Regions from separate parts of the Homo sapiens genome. Here regions 1 and 3 are each linked to region 2. A link is a loop called in an ENCODE intact Hi-C map of the cell type or tissue named here. Cell type or tissue: PC-9. All regions are shown on one strand. Region 1 has its middle 65 kb from the start of SMIM36. Region 2 has its middle 12 kb from the start of MMD. Region 3 has its middle 65 kb from the start of MMD.

Region 1 (5,000 bases), 140 kb after region 2:
AGGAGGCTGAGGCAGAGAATTGCTTGAACCCGGGAGGCGGAGGTTGCAGTGAGCCGAGATCGTGCTCCGGCCTGGGCGACAGAGCGAGACTCACTCTCAAAAAAAGAAAAAAAAGCAATAGTAATATATGGATCCATATATTAAAACAATAAGTAATATATGGATCCGTATATATTAAGACAACAAGTAATATATGGATCAATAATTAAAACAAAGAATGGGATCAATGGACTATTAAAAACATGAACAAGGTGAGAGAGATGAGAGGGGAAAGGAAAGAGGGGAGAATATTCAAAACATGAACAAGGTGAGAGAGATGAGAGGGAAAAGGAAAGAGGAGAGAAAAAAGAGACTCTAGGACATACCAAGACAGACGTTTTGCCCTGAGCTACACCTGAATAAGAATTCACTAATTTCTTAAAAACGAGGAAATGAAATTTAATACTGGAACACTATATATTTCTTTTATATCATATGTATAGATTTATGCTTAGGTTAACAACTTAGTAAAGTGAATGTTGTTTCTCCCATATTGTGGATTAAGTCATTCTTAACTAATAATTTTGTGGTCTTTAAGGAGTCCCAGATCAAATCCATACCTGGGTCACTTGTTTGCAATAGGCATTATAAAAAATTATATTGAAGATTCTGTTGCTAAGCTAAGCAGTGCCCTCTGAAGATTGTTGCCTTGACAAGGATAATCACTCTTGGAGGAGTTAGACATTGCAGAGGTACTTGATGGGTGACCTGCATGGGCCCTTTCTCAGAGCCTTATTACCATGTATTTTTCCAAACACTTAGTAGAGATAAGAGTTGGCCTCATAAACCTTAGTTATATTCATTAGGTCCTAGGCCAGTTTATTCTTTCATTTAGGAAATAGGTATTGAGTATAGACTCTGCATCAGGGGCTTTACTGTGTAAAATGCTGGGAGACCATGAGAATACCTGTCAGTGTACAATTTTCAAAATGTTAAAAACATAATTCTCATGAAAAACACAGAGAGCAAATGTCAAAGTTGTATTTGAGTCATTCATGAGGGATTCATCAAGATAATCAAGCCGATTCAAAGAAAGATATGGGGTAAAAAAAATATATGCTATATATACATATATGAATACATATGTACATGTAGAAAAGGAGAGAGAGATAGAAGAAGAGAGTCAGTTTAACCAAAAAAGTGCTGGAATAAGATTTCTAAATTGGATTAAAAAACAGTCAATTTCTACAGTATAGTAAAATCATAACTTTGGGGGTAATAATTCTGTCTACTAGACAAAAATCATTTACATATTATCAGTTTCCTACAAGTTCAACCTTAACTTTACAGAGTCTGGCCCTTTATTAAGGTAAAAAGTACATCAAATGAAAACCAGTTGACCCATGGACAGGCTTATTACCCAATGCTCTATGACATGGACAGAACACGCAGTCATCCTTCTTTCCTTATTTCTAAGTTTTGGGTGATCTTTCTTCACATGATGAACAAAAGCAGAGTCTCTACGCTCACGGATCTATCACCTAGTCACATTATCATTGCATTACTGATTACGCAAATACATGGAGATTTCAACTGTGTTGAGAGTTGTGAAGGAGGGTACACAATGGTTATAAGTGTTTACAACAGGGATTTTTCTAAGCAGGGGATCAGGAAGGCACCAGTGAGGAAGGAGACACCAGAGGGGGAAACACTGGGGAACACTGGGCAGCAGTGAACCAGATGGGCCCTCATTTCTTCCCTACCCACACATCTCTCCATGGCTTTGAGCACCATGTATGTGACGATTTCTCTCACACGTACACATTTAGTCCTTTCTCTCCTCAAAACTTCAGACCTGAGAGTTCACTTGGATGGCACACAGGCATCTCACCTTGGCATGTTCAAAGCAGAATTCTCAGTCCTGCTCACACCAAACATCAACCCTTCTCATAGCCTTTCTGTTTTAGTAAGTGGCACCACCGTCCCTCCAATTGATCAAAACAAAGGTTTAGGAATTCTTTCCGATTTTCCTCTTTCCCTCACTCCCCCTACCCCAAAGCAGTTTGTCAGTTAACACTGCCTGCTCCTCCCTTATAGTATGCAAAATCCACCACTTTCACACCACTACCCAGGGCCAAGACATCAACATCCCCTCTCTCGTGAACTATTTCAGTGTTTCCACCAAGACTTCATTCTCCACTTAGCAGCCAAAAGGTAAATCTCAGCTAAAAGGTAAATCCTATCCTGTCGCTCTTCTAAAATCCCTCCAGTGGTAACTGGAATAAAATCTAAACTCCTCCCACTGACTCACACAGCCCTACGACACCCGACATTCATAACTTTTGACTCAACTGTTACTATTTCCACTCCCACCCCGAGCCCCACCCCTAACTCCACTCTGGTCACACAATCCTTCTTTCAGTTCTTCAAACATTCCATGCTTATTCCCAGCTAATGGCCTTTGAGCTTGTAGTTCTCTCTTTCTGACATATTTTTCCTTGTTACTTTTGTCTGTCTGTCTCCTTTCGTTATCCAGATCTCAAGCTTAAATATTACATCTTTAGAAAGGTCTTCCCTAACCACCCAATCCAACCTACACCTAGTTTCTCTCCATCAGATCTTTTGACTTTAATTCTCTGCATGATGTCATCATGAGCTGCTATTTCTTCTTGTTTACTTCCTCTTTTTTCTCTGTCTGCCCTTCCCAACCCAACCCCTCCATACATGTCTTGAATTTTAGTTGTAACTCCAGTGCCTACAACAGTGCCTAACACATAGCAGGTGCTAGAAAATAATTTTTGAATACATGAACAAGCAAAGAGGGAAAGGACAATCACTCAGACAAAAGGAGACAAAAGGAGCATAAAGGACTGAAAAAAAATATTCAGCGTAGTGAGAAGCTGGGAGCACAGAGAGTAGGAGGGAGCAGGGTGAAAAGGACAGCGGAGAGCAGAAGCCTCCAGCCCACGCAGCACTCGGAGGGATTTTAAGGAGTTTCATCTTCATCCAAATACTAATGAGAAGGCAGACACAGGGCTGAGAAAAGGATAATATGCTAGTGATCTTGAACTCAAACTGAAAGAGACTTAATAGGAAAAATAAGGCCACTGCTGTAGTGATGGGCCCCCGGGTAGTCAGAGCAGAAATGCACTGACCCACATCAGTTCATTTCTCTCCCCATGGCACACACAGTCATCATCACTTCCAGCCTCGCCACCATGAAGTGAACAACAGCCCGTGGAATGAACTTTCACTTCTTCAAGAGCATAATGCTGCTTTCCAACCCAGGCCCGCCCTGCATGCGGTTTCCTCTACATACAAAGCTCCTCCAACTTCCACATGCCTAGTTAACTCCTTTTTTCCCCTTCATTTCTCTGCTGAAACCTCATTTCCTCAGGAAAAGCCTTCTTGGACCCTCTCCCCGCACCATACTGTGTCAGGGCCCACTGTTATAGTTCCCTGAACTGTAACTCCAAGAAATTACCATTCTTTCTTTCACAGCAGGAATCAGTATCACATGCGGTTGAAAATGAAAGCTGTTAGACTGCGTAGCATCCCACATTTTCTACGTGGTAGCTGTGTAAACATAGGCAAATTATATAATCTCCTTGAAGACTTCAGTTTCATTATCTGTAAAATAGGAATAATAATAGTCCCTACTTCAAAAATTTTTTTTTTTTTTTTGAGACGGAGTTTCGCCTTTGTTGCCCAGGCAGGAGCGCAGTGGCGCGATCTTGACCCACAGCAACCTCCGCCTCCGGGTTCAAGAGATTCTCCTCCTCTCAGGGGAGGCCTTCCCATGCCCCGACAGTGCAGAGATGCCCGACTGTGCAGTCTGGGTTTGGTGGCTGCAGCTGTGCCCGAGGGGGTGGGGCTCCTTCCTGCTCTGTGGAGTGGGAGGCCCGAGTCTGCAGCCATGACTTGGGCTGTTGTGGCTGCACCTGGGGAATTCCCTCCCCATCAGCTCGGAAGTGTTGTGATTCCCACTTGTTGCCAGCTCCACGGAGTGTGCAGCCCTGGCTGAGCTTCGCTGTTGCAGCCAGCGTAATGGCAGCGGCTGCCCCAGATGGGCTGCAGGCGCCATCATTAGCACAGCCCTCTATGAAAAGCATTATGGCTATTTCTCAAAGAACTAAAAGTAAATCTACCATTCAATCCAGCAGTCCTACTACTGGGTATCTACCCAAAGGAAAAGAAGTAGTGATATTGAAAAGACACCTGCATGTATATGTTTATGGCAGCACAATTCACAATTGCAAAGATAATGGACCATCAATTGATAAGTGGATAATGAAAATGTGTTATATATACACCATGGAATACTACTCAGCCATAAAAAATAAACAAAATGATGTCTTTTGCAGCAACTTGGATGGAGTTAGAGGCTATCATTCTAAGTGAAGTAACTCAGAAATGGAAAACCAAATATATATTCTGACTTCTAAGTGGGAGCTAAGCTATGGGTACACAAAAGCATACAGAGAGGTATAATGGACACTGGATACTCAGAAGTGGGGCGAGTGAGCAGGGGTGAGGGATGAAAAATCACATATTGGGTACAATGTACACTCCTTGGTGACCAGTGCACTAAAATCTGACTTCACCACTATACAATTCATCCATATGACCAAAAACCACTTGTACCCCAAAAGCTGTTGAAATAACAAGATTATATGTATATGCGATTATATATATATAATTATATATATGTGTGTGTGTTCCTGGTTTATTTTATATATATAATTTATATATATACATATATATGTGTGTGTGTGTATATATGTGTATATATATAAAACCAGGAGAAATTCTAACTGGGCTAAATATATAAATATATATTTATAATTTCTTGTTTGTTTGTTTGAGACAGAGTCTCACTCTATCACCCAGGCTGGAGCGCAGTGGCGCCATCTTGGCTCACCGTAACCTCTGCCTCCTGGGTTCAAGCGATTCTCATGCCTCAGCCTCTTAACGTAGCTGGGTTTACAGGCATGTGCCATCCTACCCTGCTAATTTTTGTA
Region 2 (5,000 bases):
ACTCAGGAGTATCTTTCTCAAGGACCTGAAAACTATTCCTTTGAAATATAATCAGGAAGAATAGGGCCTGGGAGTCCCAGTCTCTGCGGGAGGATAGAATCCTGACTTCCATAATTGCCAGCTAGCAGATGCAGCCAGCCTAATCACATTTACCCTGACTAACCCTTGGTCATTTTTCACTTTCCCTGACTCTGCCTGAGCTGCAGTTGCTCACACTTCCTCCTCCCTTATTTTCCCTTTAAAATGCCCAGTTACCTTTGCACAAATCAGAAGGCAGCCCAACTCTTTCCTTACTGTCAGTAGTTGAATAAAATCTGCTTTCACCTCTTTAACTAATATCTAGCTTTGTTTATCTAAGACAAGTCATAAACCAGGTCTATTCATCTAATAATTTTGACATTGGCTTTATCATCCTTATTTTGAAGAGGAGGAAATTGATCCACCAAGAAATTAACTTGCCCAGTGTCACATTTGTAGTTCATTAGTACTTGAGTCACAGAATTACATAATTATTGAACTGCAAGAAACCTTAGGATTCATCTTGTTCAGCCTTTTCATTTTATGGAGGATTCTGAGGATGACAAATTTAAATTTACAACTCTTACCTGTTGTAAGAGTCAGAATTGGACATCTGGGTAGGGTTGCCAGATTTAGCAAATAAAAATATAGGATTCCCTTTAAGTTTGAATTTCAGTTATCAGCAAATAATTTTTTAGTATAATTCTGCCCCATGCAATATTGGTTGTTTATTCATTATTTATCTAGAGTTCAAATTTAACTTGGGGCTGGATGTGGTAGCTGATGCCAGTAATCCCAGCACTTTGGGAGGCTGAGGCAGGAGGACTGCTTGAGCCCAGGAGTTCAGGACCAGCCTGGAAAACATGGCAAGACCTCGTCGTTACAAAAACAGAAGGGAAGGGAGGGGAGGGCAGGGGGAGGGGGAGGGGGAGGGGAGGGGAAGGGCAGGAGAGGGGAAGGGCAGGGGAGGGGAAGGGGAGGGGAGGGGAAGGGGAGGGGAGGGAAGGGGAAGGGGAGTGGAGGGGGAGCGGGGAGGGAGAAGGGAAGGGAAGGGAAGGGAAGGGAAGGGAAGGGAAGGGAAGGGAAGGGAAGGGAAGGGAAGGGAAGGGAAGGGAAGGGAATTAGCCAGGCATGGTGGCCCAGGCCTGTAGTCCCAGCTACTTGGGAAGCTGAGGCAGGAGGAGCACTTGAGCCCAGGAGGTTGAGGCTGCAGTGAGCTGTGTTCATGCTACTGCATTCCAGCCTAGACAACAGAGCAAAGAAAAAAAAAAAGAAAAAAGAAAAAAATATATATATATAAAAGAAAATATATATATATACACACATATATACTCAGCATTCTGTATTTTATCTGGCAATCCTACCCCAGGGCTTTTAACTTGCCGGGGTCCTTCCCATTCCATAATCTAACAAAGCAAGCTTCAAATATCTTATCATTTATTTGTGGGAAATTGTGGTCATGTCTGCAAGAGTTACAAGACAGGAAGACTATGATTTAGTGATATTGTGGTTTTGATGAGACATAAGACCTTTCTGAAGTTGGGGACAACCCAATATAAGTAATATTTATGAAGGCAGCATAGTTCATTTACAAACTGTCAAAAGACAAAATTACAACAAATTTAAAGATCTTAATTGGCTTTTGTTTGCCATTCTAGAGTTGGGCAACACCTCATTCCATAAAATTGAATGAGTGTTCCTATGAGCTGAGCAGGGGAGGTTAGCTTCTCGGCAAGGGCTGAGGAAAGCCCCAACAGAGAACAAAGAGTAGATTGGTGTTCAAAGTTGCTTTTCTTGTAAAGGTTAAGGCAGAGCAGGCTTCCTAAAACTCGCCTGTTTGGGGAGATGGCTATTATCTCTTGATTTCTTGGTAGGTCAGATAAACAACTCAGTTCCGACATGGTAGCACAGAACATTAGCACGAGTGACTCCATTTTGGTTTGGCCTGGTGGATCTAGTGCAGGGGGAGCTCAGTCCAAACCAATGGCCTCCTGTGAATTTTATTCAGCAAAATAAATCTACAACAAAACTCAATTAAATGTAACATCTCTGTGTCCTGTAAATTTAACTGTATCAGAGAATCACACTGTCTGGGCACTCAAGCTAATAACTATCTGTCCCATCTCTTTGTTGCCAAGTAAGCTTCTCCCCAAAACAAACAAGAGACTCGCTGGCAGGAATCACAGTCCTTGTTGTTGGGGGTGGGAGGTCATCTAGGTCCAAGTGGGCAGAAAAGGTAAAGTCTGGTGAAGCACAAAGACACAGGAAGACTGTGAGCCAAGACTATGGAGAACAGCCCAGGAGAATGTTTCTGTTGATGAGTAAACAGAGGCTTGGACAAGGTAGATCTGTCTTACTGATAAAGGGACTGGTGCTTCCAGAGTTGACTCATTAGTGAGAACAAAGGAATGCGGGTATTTTCTGGCAATACCTGTAACTTTGTAAACAGAGATGTGAGAGAGGGCAATGCCAGCGTGATAGGTAGCATTACTTTTTTCTTTACTGACTGGCTTACCACCACCGATAACAGTCACGGTTTACACACAAGCCCGAAGGAATGCTAAGCTTAAAAAAAAAAAAAGTTCCACGTTTGCATGGCCTTTCCACTGAGCCTCAGTCACAACTTTTGGCTGGAGGCAGATGGCAGGTCTAATGTTTTGTTATTGGTTCTTCCCTCCCCTGACACTCATTTTATAAATGAAGCTGCTGAAGTCCAAACACATTAAGGACCAGTTCAAAGTTTCTCCGTTTTAATAACTTGGCAGTGCTAGAGCTCCAATAAGGTCTTCTCACTCATGATCTGCAAAGTGGGAGCTGGCCTGACTTGAGGACTGAGCAATGAGTGTGACTTCTGAGTCCACACTGAACATGGAGACACAGGCTTTTAACAATATACACCAGGTTCTTTTTATGCTCCACTTATTTAGCTAGTGCAAAGGTCAGTTTATCATAAGCAGTGAGGGTTACAAAATCCTAAGGCAGGAAATGTGATGTTGCCAAGCCGCAGGAATTTTATAGCTATGGGGAAATGGGGTTGTCCTGTGTCTTTCTGTGGCTGCCTCATGGCTGTGTAATCTTTCATGTATGTTTCTCCCTTTGCTCCTACCCCATAGTTGTTTTTACGTCTGTAGACTGACTTCCTTTGCTTACTCCTTGGCTTGTCAGTGCCCCATCTTTGAGTCCTTGAGACATTTCACCTTGACTTGCCCTGCCCCGGGGAAACATGTTTTAGTATAGTGGTTAAGAGCATAGACTCTGGAGATAGGTTGCTGGAGTTTGACTATCGATTTAAAACTTCACTTCTCTGTTTTCCACTTTTCTCACCTGTAAAATGGGGGAGGCCGGGCACAGTGGCTCACACCTGTAATCTCAACACTTTGGGAGGCTGAGGCAGGCGGATCACTTGAGGTCAGGAGTTCAAGACCAGCCTGGCCAAAATGGTGAAACCCTGTCTCTACTGAAAATACAAAAACTAACCAGGTGTGGTGGTGCCCGTCTGTAGCTCCTGCTACACGGGAGTCTGAGGCAGGAGAATCGCTTGAACCTGGGAGGCAAAGGTTGCAGTGAGCCAAGATGGTGCCACTGCACTCCAACCTGGGCAACAGAACAAGAATCCGTCTCAAAAAATAAGAATAAAAAATAAAATAAAATGGGGGTAATAACAGCCTCATCTTCACAGTAGTGTGAGGAGTAAAGATATTGTCCTTAAGTACATTGAGCACGTACTATGTGCCACACAGTGACTGGCACATAGTATACACTCAATAAATACAGTTGTTCTTGTTGTTGTTAGTATTGCAACAATTTTAGAGTTTATAGCTCCTACTTGAGTATTTTTAAGTCCTAACTTGAAATCTTAGTGGAGAGAGACAGTGGCTGAGCTCATCTTGTCTCATGAGGCTGTAGGGTAGGTAGGCTTTGACTCAAGATGGAGTGGGGACTGCAGTGGAACAAAGACAGATGATTCATTCACCACTTCATCGGGGGTTGTGGGTAGGAGGCAGATCTTCTAGAAGAGGGGGTGGCTAGCATCTAAAATATGCCTAATACTCAGTATGTGCTAGAATTTGTTCTCAGACATTCAATATCTAATTTTAATAAGTGCTCAAAGCCCCTGGGTTATAGCATCTGCTCTTTCTTGCCCCACTTAAGCTGGATAGGGAACTCTTCCCAATCTTCATTCCAATTAAGTGCTTTCTTACATCCCAGAGAGTCCCATAACCAGCCCACATTTATCAAATGCCTATAGTGTATAAGGCAGCATGGCCTGCACTGTGCATATTGTGGGGGCAGTGACGGTGGGAGCCAGTCACAGGAGGAGAAATAGAGATGAATAAGAAACAAATTCTCTTTCAAGGCACTTAAAATCTGGAGGAATTTACAAAATAACTCTATACCAAGGAAGTGTATGAAAAGTATGGTAATGAAAGTATCAAGTATATAAAGTGTTAAGGTATCACAGAGAGGGATAGACATATTTTATCTACTGGGGTTTTAAAGAAAGTCTTCATAGAGAAAGTCACTTGGCTTGGATGGTAAAGGATGAGAAGATACCAACCAGCAAAGACGAGTGAAAAATATATTGCATACAGACTGGGTGAATACTATGAGTAAGCTTTCAGAGATGGGGACATATCATGCCCACTGGGACCACAGCAGATGGTCTGATTTTGTTCAAGTGTAGGTTATTGACTTAATGGGGAAGAGTGTATTATGTGTGTTGAAACATTGGCATTGTCATGAAGGATTCTGATACCAAGCTAAAGAGTTGGCGTCTAATTTTCTAAACAAGGAGAACCTATGAAAGGAGGAAGGGTGGGTTGCGATGTCTCCCGCCTGTAATCCCAGCACTTTGGGAGGCCAAGGCGAGCAGATCATGAGGTCAGGAGATCGAGACCATCCTGGCTAACACAGTGAAACCCCATCTCTACTAAAAATACAAAAAAAATTACCCGGGCATGGTGGCGGGCACCCGTAGTCCC
Region 3 (5,000 bases), 77 kb before region 2:
AGAAACCACTGCAGACGGTTTTAAAAACTAAGAAATTATTCCCAGGTATTAAATGAATTACTAATGGTTGGGAAGGTCCAAGGATCAGGTTCCTAGTTAAGTTTCTAAGAACAGCTCCCAGCCCCTAAGATCACTCTGCTTAGGAGAGCTGCTGATGTTACTGCCAGAAACCAAATCAGGAAGCTGCTAACTATAGAGCCACATCACTGCCATAACTTCTTGAAAGAAGACTTAGTGCAGGAGATTCTTAGCTGGACCTTGGTGAATTGGTAAGATTTGTGTGACATTAGACAGTCAAACTGTCTGAACCTTAGTTTGCTTATCTGGAATATTGGGATAATTTTACCTGCCATAACTACTTTATGAAGTTTCTATGCAGATTCAATGAGATAAAGTATGAAAGTGCTTTGAAATCAGTTAATCTCTCTCTGTATTTTTTTCTATTATTCAGTACCTGATAGACAGTAATCACCCAATAAATATTTGCTGAATTTAATGGAATAAAGTGTAATCCTCAAACTAAGATATTGACCTGAGAATGTACAATAATGCTGTGTACAAAAGGCTTCCTAACTGCATTCAAGTTGGTAGATGTCTATTGACTAGAAATGTGAAATAGGATAGGATTGTTAGAGGGGCCTCAAATATGGATGGTCTGGAAAACAGGCAAAGAAGCTTAGAATCCATAAATACCAAGCATAAGAGCTTTGGAGTCAGACAGATGTCAGTTTAAGCCCTGGCTCTGCCACTTCCTAGTTAGCTATTTAATCCCAGGCAAGTAATGTGTGTGTGTGTGTGTGTGTGTGTGTGCACACGCGTGCAGGTGTGTATAAACATACATATATGTATTTCAAACTGATATATATAATCAGTTGCTAGATGCTCTTCATTCTTTCTTTTTCTCATTTTCACAAAAGCTAAAAAATCCTAACAACACAGTGGCTTCCCAGGTCCATGAGAAGACTGGGTTATTTCCAGGAGGGGAGAGGCAAATATGAATTATAACTAAAGACAAGAAACACGATTAATGCCACAAATTGGGCTCAGACCCTGATCCTAGACTAGCATGAAGCAATGGACAGAATGAGAAGAAAAACAGGAGAAATACTGCAAAGAAGGATGCAAAGTGAAAAGGATGCAGCTGTGACTGAGCCGAGCGTGCCCTGAGGCAGCTGGGGTGAAGGCGTTGGATCATCCTTCTGCCTCATTTTCTCCATCCTCACAACCATCCTTTATCCTGGGTCTTCATCCATTCACCTTACTGTTTGAACCATTAGAGTGGGTTTCAAACTGTATTACACAGAGATGCACCCAAGATTCTTCCAACATTCTATTCCGTTTTCAAAAACTACCATTTTCTGGACTGTTAGAAGGTGAGAAAGCAGCTTAGTAGATGGAGACCCAGGCTTGCTACTCTTGTTTCAGCCAGAACAACAGCTTCATTTTTATTTCTGTTAACTATTGTGATTTCTCTTAAAATTTAATTATATTAGGAATTTCTGCTTTAATAGTGTTTGACTTCACATCAATCTGTTTCAACATTGCCATGGGCATCCCTGGCCTTTGACGCTCTTCTTTCCTGCACTCCACTCTAAATAAATCGAGCTAAATTCATTCTGGCTGGCCGCAGTGGCTCATACCTGTAATCCTAGCACTTTGGGAGGCCGAGGCAGGTGGATCACTTGAGGTCAGGAGTTCGAGACCAGCTTAGTCAACGTGGCAAAACCCCGTCTCTACTAAAAATGTAAAAATTAGCCAGGTGTGGTGGTGTGTTCCTGTAATGCCAGCTATTCAGGTGGCTGAGGCAGAAGAATTTATCGAACCTGGGAGACAGGTTGCTGTGAGCTGAGATCGCAGGACTGCACTCCAGCCTGGGTGACAGAGTGAGACCTTGTCTCAAAAAAAAATAAAATAAAATAAAAATCAATCAATCAATCATGCTAAATTCATTCTTCATTAAGTTGTCCTCTCCCTGCTCCAGATTGTCTGTTGACTTTTTATCATCCTCTGGACATGGGCTAAATCCTCAGCCAAGCCTCTGGGGAACTCTTCAATAAAAACAAAAGGAATGGCATAATGATGCCTTAAGCTATTGAGAATCCTTAGCACATGGCAGACACTCAATAAGTAAATGCCAACTTACTACAGTTGATTGCTCCTTAAGGGAGCCTTTGAATCCCCTCAACTCATGGAACAGTGCCTTGTACACAGGAAAGTACCTTGCAAATCAAGAGACACTCCCCCTTTCACAGCATAGTTCCTTTTGCTTAGCTAAGCTTCCAAGTTGGGGAAATGGCTTGGTGATGTTTAGGAAGGATCCTGAATTTCCATCTTCTGTAGGAAATGGTATGGCAATGTTTATAACATGCCTTCAACCTCTTTCTTTTGTTTTCTGGGAAAATACCTACCTCTGGCTGGCTTACAAATGTAAACGTGAGCCTACAAATGTAACTGCTAGAGCGACCTAACTGAATCCCTCTAGTCCTTCATCATTATACATGGTTCTTGGTGCCCCCTTGTGGCAATCTGTCATCATGCAGGGTTACCAAGATGAACATGACAGCCATCCTTTAGGGGATGCCTAACTCTGAGACAAATACCATGCTAGGCATTTTCAATGGATTAGCTCATTTACTCTCACCACAATCCCCTGAGGTAGCTACTATTAGTTTAATAACATGTGCTAAGTAACACAGCTAACAAGTGGCAGACTAGAGACTTGAATTCAGGCTGGTTACACTGGAGCTTGTGCTTTTCACTTCTATATTAGGTGCAAAGAGATATTATGGTGAATATATAAAGAGGAATTAAGAGGTGGGACTTCTGGGAGAATGGAATAACAAGTTTGGTGGACTCTTTCCCCAGCAAAACAACAATCGAATTAGAGAAAATTATTTAAAATATCCATCATTTAAAGTGTCTGGAAAGTGTTGTAAGGGCCATACAGCAAATAAGAAACATTAATTCAAGAAAATCTTTAAAATTTCAATCATAATAGCAAGAGTCTGTGGCATTTGAGCTGCGATTTGCCCATTAATCTTCTTCCTTATTATGGAAACTCTACCCAGTATATGAGCAGCCAAGACAGGGCTCCATCTCTCTCTACATCCTAGTTTGAGGCTATGGTTTCACCCTAAAAAAGACAGGATGCTAGTATTTCTCACTCCACTAAGCCCCAGTCTGCAGAAGTTCTGTTCCACATGAGTATGCCAAGAAGTGTCATCCAACCCCCAGTTATAAGGTGGAAGCTCTGCTGTAGGCACAGCAAGTCAAGAATACTGGAGGACTGATTTCCTACACCTCAGTTCACTTGCAAGTGAGAGGTTACATGCTGGGAGAGGTAAGATGAGAAGATAAGGGGTCTCCACACTCCCCAACCCCAGTACCTAGTCATGGAGCAGGGATGTCACTCTGGGGAAAGAGGATCTCTGTTCCAGCTTCAGTGCAGTGGCACAGGTGCTCTACCTAGTGGGAAAGGCAGGCCACAAAGAGCAAAACACCATAGCTCTGCCTGAGGAGACTGACTTTATTTGGAACAAAGGGTGAACTCCATACGTAAGAGCATTCTTAAAAATAATGGTAATCTTGTTGGGAGAGCAATGAAGAGGCAGCTGGTATGTGCGTATACAAACAAAATAGCAGAGTATTCAGAAGTTTAATAGGGAGACCACGGAAAGAGACAGCCAAGAAGAGCCCTTCTATGCATACAGTCAAGTCCAATCAGAAAGGCTGTGCTAGGCTGCACTCACTTGGGAAAAATCAGAGCAGGATGTGGGGCAGATTTCATAGCATTTCTCAAGTCACCCACAGGCCCATCAACATAGGGTGGAAATTTTATTGGTAAAAAGGGCATAAGCACAACTTCTGATTAACAACTGACTGAACAATATGTTATTCTGGCGCAGGAGTGACTCCAAGACAGCCAAGCTTAAAAATAAAATCATAGTCATCCCTGAAAGTCTGGAAGACTATGTGCATACCCAAGGCTGCATCCTCCAAGAAGCAATCAGAGAGAGAACCACCAGGCTGCTAGTTCCTAGGTGAACACGGGAGAAAAGTAGTAAGCTCCCTGAACTGTGATAAGAGCCTCCACATCACACATATCATTTCCGACAGTAAAGGGTAAAAAAACCTAACAGACTAAGGACACTGAGGCATAACCTTTGACTAGTAAATGGCTTATGCTGACCTAGAGAAAACCCCTATCTAGCCAGGCTAAAAGATAAAAATAAGGGGGCCAGGTTTGGTGGCTCATGCCTGTAATCCCAGCACTTTGGGAGGCGAAGTGGCAGGGCGGGGGCGGCAGATCCCCTGAAGTCAGGAGTTCGAGACCAGCCTGGCCAACATGGTGAAACACCATCTCTACAAAAGCACAAAAATTAGCTGGGCATGATGGCGAGTGGCTGTAATCCCAGCTACTCGGGAGGCTGAGCTGGAAGAATCACTTGAACATGGGAAGCAGAAGTTGCAATGAGCCAAGATCGTGCCATTGCACTCCAGCCTGGGCGAGAAAGAGTGAGACTCTGTCAGGAAAAAAAAAAAAAAAAAGATAAGAATAAGGGAAAAAAATCTAAGCAGGGACATTAGAAGCTGCACACTGCAATAGACTTTGAAGAACTACTTAAGCTTAGCTATTAAACAAATGACGAAGGAAACAACAAGCCCCAGAGAATCAGCATTCAGAATTGCTATGATATGTGATCTAAAATGTCCAGTTTTCAGTAAAAAGTTGTGAGACATTAAAAGAAACAGGGAAATATGACCCATAAAAGCAGGCAACAGAAACAGCCTTAGAGAAGGCCCAGATGTTGAACTTAGCAGACAAAGACTTCAAAGTAGTTATTATAAATAAGTTCTAAGAAAACATGCATAAAAATAAAGGTATGAGAAGACTTCAAAAAGTTCATGGAAAGTGGAAGCAACAAACAGTAAAAATAAGAAATATAAATTTTATTTCCCAACATAAATTCCATCAAGGTCAAAACAATTTTGTAAGTGAT

Evidence for each region. Hi-C counts contacts between places; a loop is a spot of excess contacts. Peaks named below come from ENCODE experiments on the same cell type or tissue, not always from the same donor. Only the 100,000 strongest peaks of a DNase experiment are listed, where the experiment ranks them.
Region 1: a loop joins it to region 2, with 17 times the contacts of the local background. A loop is called at or near these places in 4 of 110 quality-filtered maps.
Region 3: it touches region 2 in a loop (5-fold over the local background); 5 of 110 quality-filtered maps call a loop at or near these places.

The regions. Positions count from the first base shown.
Region 1 is chr17:55,573,988-55,578,987 of GRCh38, forward strand. No RefSeq gene overlaps it. Among named protein-coding and RNA genes, the nearest start is that of SMIM36, 65 kb to the left of the region's middle. RefSeq lists enhancers at 2,027-3,226, 2,906-2,975. In PC-9, no CTCF peak of the experiment used is centred here; a DNase peak (open chromatin) is centred at 2,324; H3K27ac peaks cover 719 bases.
Region 2 is chr17:55,430,940-55,435,939 of GRCh38, forward strand. No RefSeq gene overlaps it. Among named protein-coding and RNA genes, the nearest start is that of MMD, 12 kb to the left of the region's middle. RefSeq lists a silencer at 1,376-1,576. In PC-9, no CTCF peak of the experiment used is centred here; DNase peaks (open chromatin) are centred at 1,612, 2,432 and 3,012; H3K4me3 peaks cover 455 bases; H3K27ac peaks cover 2,487 bases.
Region 3 is chr17:55,354,400-55,359,399 of GRCh38, forward strand. No RefSeq gene overlaps it. Among named protein-coding and RNA genes, the nearest start is that of MMD, 65 kb to the right of the region's middle. In PC-9, CTCF peaks have their summits at 2,513 (motif pointing left) and 2,716; a DNase peak (open chromatin) is centred at 2,542.